Linked DNA regions of Homo sapiens: region 2 is linked to region 1. The links are chromatin loops, found by intact Hi-C in ENCODE. Cell type or tissue: GM12878. All regions are shown on one strand. Each heading gives the region's core, and the rest is flanking DNA. Links, peaks and the distances in the headings are about the cores only.

What was found. A loop is a pair of places that touch in the nucleus more often than their neighbours do. Peaks named below come from ENCODE experiments on the same cell type or tissue, not always from the same donor. Only the 100,000 strongest peaks of a DNase experiment are listed, where the experiment ranks them.
Region 2: it touches region 1 in a loop (4-fold over the local background); 1 of 110 quality-filtered maps calls a loop at or near these places.

Annotation. Positions count from the first base shown.
Region 1 is chr3:163,808,455-163,811,285 of GRCh38, reverse strand. No RefSeq gene overlaps it. Among named protein-coding and RNA genes, the nearest start is that of MIR1263, 360 kb to the left of the region's middle. In GM12878, for the core only: no CTCF peak of the experiment used is centred there; a DNase peak (open chromatin) is centred at 1,445; H3K27ac peaks cover 696 bases.
Region 2 is chr3:163,877,829-163,880,659 of GRCh38, reverse strand. No RefSeq gene overlaps it. Among named protein-coding and RNA genes, the nearest start is that of MIR1263, 290 kb to the left of the region's middle. In GM12878, for the core only: no CTCF peak of the experiment used is centred there; a DNase peak (open chromatin) is centred at 1,339.

The sequences.
Region 1 (2,831 bases), core at 203-2,702:
GTTTCACAGAAGATTCACACATAAGTTATTAGCATGTAAGACTAAAACTCAACCCTCTTTAAAAGAAGCCAAACACATTTCAGACTCCTAGCAATGTAAAAATAACAATGTCCAGTGTTCAATCAAGAATTACCAGACAAATAAGGAGGCAGTTATGTGTAATGAGAAAATTTAGTAAAGAACAATAAATCTAGAAATAAAAAAATTATACAATTAACAACAAAAATGCTTATCAATATGTTCAAGATTCTGTCAATTTTTATTTTATTTTCAATCATTTTTCTAATACAAATTTTGGTGGAATGTATTGTGCTATTTGAAATTTATATCCAAAAGACTAATGACTTCTACATAGAAAACTTTGAAAGTTAATGAAAACATTTACAAACTAATATGCCATATAAAATATATGGAATCCTTAAAAAATATATATTTAAAAAGAAAAAAGGATGAACAATAAATTATAGGAATGAAATAACCTTATTAATATTAAACTAAACAGATTAATAATGAGATGATGTTTCCTCCCTATTTGACTTTAAAGAATAAATATTCAGTGAGGACAGGACTCCACGAAAATGAGCAGTCTTACACAAATGGCTATATTGATTCCACAATTCTACAAAATTTATTGGTAGTATATACCAAAGGACATTAAAGTAAACATGTACTTTATATCCATAATATCCATTTTGTGAATCTAAAAATAATAGTAAGCAACAGTTGAAATAAAATAAATTTATTATGAATTGTTTATATTAGTTAATTTGAACTCAAATGGAATGGCCAACATTAAGAAAACCTCTGATCAATCTATAGTATAATATAAAATGATACATGTATACTCTTTAAAAATGTTATGTTATTATAATTCTGAAATGAAATAATTTTAAGTCATCATCACAAAAAAGGGATATTGCTGTTCTGTAACGGCTTATCCAGGACACTCCAAGTTTAGAAGCATAGTTACTTATATAATTTTAAAAAATGTCAAAATAAAAGTATTGGCAGAGGATTGTTTTGCAGTTTTTGAAGTTATGTTTCATTTTAATTTTCACTATTTGCTCATTAGTGTCTCTTTATAATTGAAAAATAGCTATCGGAATTTGTTTAGCAAATAAAACTCACACTAAATTGTTTTAAAATAATTAAAATTGTGGTATCTACATTTCATATTGTAGGAGTTGAAGAAGAAAGAAAAAAACATGAAAAGTGGCTTAACAGTCAGAGACAGGTTTATTTTAAGGAATAAACCTGCGAGGGACTTCTGGCCAAGTTGAGACAGGAGCACTTTCTGTTACAGGCCGAGAGTATTTATGGGTTCAAGGTGCGAGAGCTTTTCACACTTTGTCTTGCTTATCTGAGAGGGAGAGTTTTTGTGTCTGTTACTGTACAACTTCCTGCAGCTGCAGGCATACCCCTGCCCTGAATCTACTTTTAGCTTTCCTATCTTAGTGAACCTAAAGTGAAAGGAATGTGCTTATTAGGGCCCACTGTTTTACTGGGGCCCATTTTTTGAGTGTGAAGATTGGTTCTTCCCGAAGGGACTTTCCCCTCTCCTTCTGTGCTTGAGCTGTCTTACCTTTGTTTCACTGTCTGCTCTTTCTGGCTGCTTGAGGTTAGAAGAGAAGTGATTTTCTTGAAATGCATGAGATTAGAAAGGGATCTGGGACTTAAAATGGGGGCGTTTGTGCAAGATGGTGGTTTTCCTGCTCTGTCACATATTACAATTCATACAATATAATAGTTTCACTGCTTTGTTTAAATCAGTTGTAGCATGCACAAAAGGGAGAACTTTTAACTTGCAAAGAGACCTTAAAAATACTTCAAATTAAACACAAGTTCACATCTAATCCTTCTGGATGTTGCAGACAAATTATTTTTAGTATCTTAAAAATGCTATTTTATTTATTCTTACAAGATATTGCCATAAATATTTTGGCATACTTTTTGAGATTCTAATATTAATAAGTTGAATTTCACTATTTAATTTTATACTTTATTGAAATGAGCTTTTAAATATTGTTGGATAATTCAGTCTTTATTAGCTATTACAGAATGAATCCTTCTTCAGTGTTCTCTAGAAAGTACTTGAGGAATATGAGCATTTGTTAGAAAAAGTTGTTGCTCTATGTTCTAATTATTTTAAGGAATGAGTACCATGTTTGTGAACACTAAATTTAACTTGGAAAGACAAATGTAATTAAAATTTTCTTATGAGATGCTGATAATGATAGTTATGTCAAATCTAATTATTGGGAAGTATTTAGAGATGGAGAGAATGTGACTTGTACACCTTACATTATTGACTCTCACATGCTATATATTTCTAGCATAATGTTTTTTAAAGCTATAGATAAATAAAAGTTTATGTTAAAAGTTAATAGATTTGAAAAGAGAATTTAATAAACAATTCTCTTCTAGGGCTTTAATTATTAATGTCTCTACCTTGATTTTTTTGTTTTTTGAGACGAAGTCTGTTGCCCAGGCTGGAGTGCAGTGGCTCGATCTCAGCTCACTGCAACTTCTGCCTCCCAGGTTCAAGCAATTCTCCTGCCCCAGCAGCCTCCCAAGTAGCTGGGACTACAGGTCCACACCACCACACCCCAGCTAATTTTTTTATTGTTTGTAGAAACGGGGTTTTACTATGTTGTCCAGGCTGGTCTTCAACTCCTGACCTCAAGCTTTCCTCATGCCTAGGCCTCCCAAAGTGCTGTGATTAGAGGCATGAGCCACTGCTCCCAGCCTAAACATTTTTATAGTTAATATCTACAGTAAACATTAAAATCAATCTCAATATATGTTATTTGAGCAAATGGTAATAATATGCC
Region 2 (2,831 bases), core at 79-2,578, 69 kb before region 1:
CCCAAACTATATAGCATTCTTTTATTTAATCATAAGAAGTTAATGTTAAAGATCTTAATAATTGTATAGATTATTGAAAAAAAACACAGCTTGGATAACACTTGTTCATATGACTATTTTTATTCTTTCTTATTGTTCTACGGGTGACACATGAATATTTTAGATAGAAATAATCACAGTAATAATGCTCATAATGTCTCTGTAATCTCATGGTAATGTTTGTGTGTGTGTCCAGGGGGGGTCGGGGGGAGCATATGCGCATGTGAATGTGTGTGTGGTGCCCGTGTTGTTAAAAGGTGTTCACAATAAATGGTTATGCATATTTAATCTTTTCTGAAATATGTACTGTCATTTATATGATGAGACATTATTAGTGGATTTTTTGTCTTCCATATATTGAACTTTATAAGTAACTCTTCATTTTAAAATATTTTCGTTATGTTCTTTCGGTAAGTTTCTCCAAGCAAATCTGACACAGTCAAGTGTAAGGATATCTAAATCTCCTCTAATGTACTGCCATAGATTTTCCTAAAGAATTTCTACCAATTTACTTTAAATTGGTATCTTTAATCTTTATCTTCTACTATTCCAAACTGCCATTTTCATTTTTAAATGATATAAAATTTAAGAATTTAAAAAAAGAAAACATTTTAAAAGATCTCAATTATTACTTGGCATGAGAATTATAGGAAGGTAAAGTTGAACATAGTCCCAAATTTGGTTTAAACCCCTTTAAATTGTTACAGTTTCAAAAGTTATTCTTAGAGTTGTTCAAAAGAATAATACTTCTTTAGATAAGAGTCAAAAACACTCTCTGTCACCAGAAAATCAGCTTGAGATATAATGTTACCTCTGCAAGCACTGATTTTGTTTTTAGCAGATAAAGATATATGTTGAACTATTATAATTCTCTTTTTTAAATCTCTACAACTGTTCATTGAGATAGAAACCATCAGTTCTATCTTTATATGTGAAGAAGCTAAAACTTAAAGTATTCAAATAACTTTGCTAAGATCATAGAGTTAATATATAGCAAAGCTTCAAATAGTAAAATATAAATTTTATTCAGTTATGTCTCACAATACATTAATGCATATTCCTAAGTATTACTACTTTTTCATTGTTGTGAAAGTATTTTTGTCAAGTGGTTAGATAGACATTAGCAGCTGGGAGGGGGTAAAGAAGAGAGCAGAAAGGCTGTCCCTAAAACAGCAGGCCATGGTCCACTTAAGTTCAGCCCCAGAACCGCCCACCCTAAACTCCCTAACAAGTGGAGTTTGTGGTAGAGTCCGTGGCCAGCACATCTTGTAGAAAGAGAAACTAGGTCACAGGTGGAAATCCCCTAAAGTGGCAAATGCCCAGTAGCATAGAACTGTGTCCTCAGGTTCACTTCAAGCTCATTATGCCATCAATATAATAAAATTTAAATGTGGTTATACCACGCTTGTTGCGGGAAGTCAGGGACCCCAAACAGAGGGACCAGCTGAAGCCACAGCAGAAGAACATAAATTGTGAAGATTTCATGGATGTTTTTTAGTTCCCCAAATTAATACTTTTATAACTTCTTACGCCTGTCTTTACTGCAGTCTCTGAACATAAATTGTGAAGATTTCATGGACATTTATCACTTCCCCAATCAATACTTTTATAATTTCCTATGCCTGTCTTTACTTTAATCTCTTAATCTCATCATTTTATAAGCTGAAGATGTATGTCACCTCAGGACTCTGTGATGATTGCGTTAACAGCACAAATTGTTTGTAAAACGTGTGTTTGAACAATATGAAATCTGGGCATCCTAAAAAGGAACAAGATAACAGCAATTTTCAGGGAACAAGGGAGATAACCACAAGGTCTGACTGCCTGCAGGGCCAGGCAGAACAGAGTCATATTTCTCTTCTTGCAGAAAGCAAATAGGAGAAATATCGCTGAATTATTTTCCCAGCAAGGAATAACTTCAGGAAAGGAATGCATTCCCAGGGAGTGGTCTCTAAAATGGCTGCTCTAGGAGTGTCTGTCTTATGTGGTTGAAGATAAGGGATGAAATATGCCCTGGTCTCCTGCAGTGCCCTCAGGTTTCCTAGGATTAGGAAATGCCAGCCTGGAGAATCCTAGTCAGACTGGTTGTCTGCTCTCGAACTCTGTTTCATGTTAAGATGTTTATCAATGACAATGCGTGCCCAGCAGGACATAGAACCTCATCAACAATTCTAAGTTCGCCCTGGACTTGTGATCTTGCTCTGCCATTTGCCTTGTGATCTTTTATTGCCTTTTGAAGCATGTGATCTCTGTGACCCACTCCCTATTCGTACACCCCTCCCCTTTTGAAATCCCTAATAAAAACTTGCTGGTTTTGCGGCTCAGGGGGCATCACAGAACCTGCCGACATGTGATGCCACCCCCAGAGGCCCAGCTGTAAAATTTCTCCTTTGTACTGTTTCTCTTTATTTCTCAGACTGGCTGAAACTTAGGGAAAATAGAAAAGAACCTATGCTGAATTACTGGGGGCTGGTTCTCCCGAAACATGCTCCCTAGTGGGATTGTCTTAATGACTTACGGGCAAGAACATGCACAGTTTGATTTAGCTATGTAACCATAAAAACTGCCAATCAAATGACATCATCCTGTCACTCAGACACTGCTGAAACCTCAACTCCTCCCAACAAAACCCTCATAAAAACCCCCTAATTGTAAAGAGGGGATGATTTCACTTCACAGAAATCAATCCACTCTCTGAGAGTATAATACTGTGCTTCAATAAATGTCTCTTTAAGCTTGCATTTTGGTGTCAGTTTGCAATTCTTTGCTCACTATCACAAGAACCAAGATTG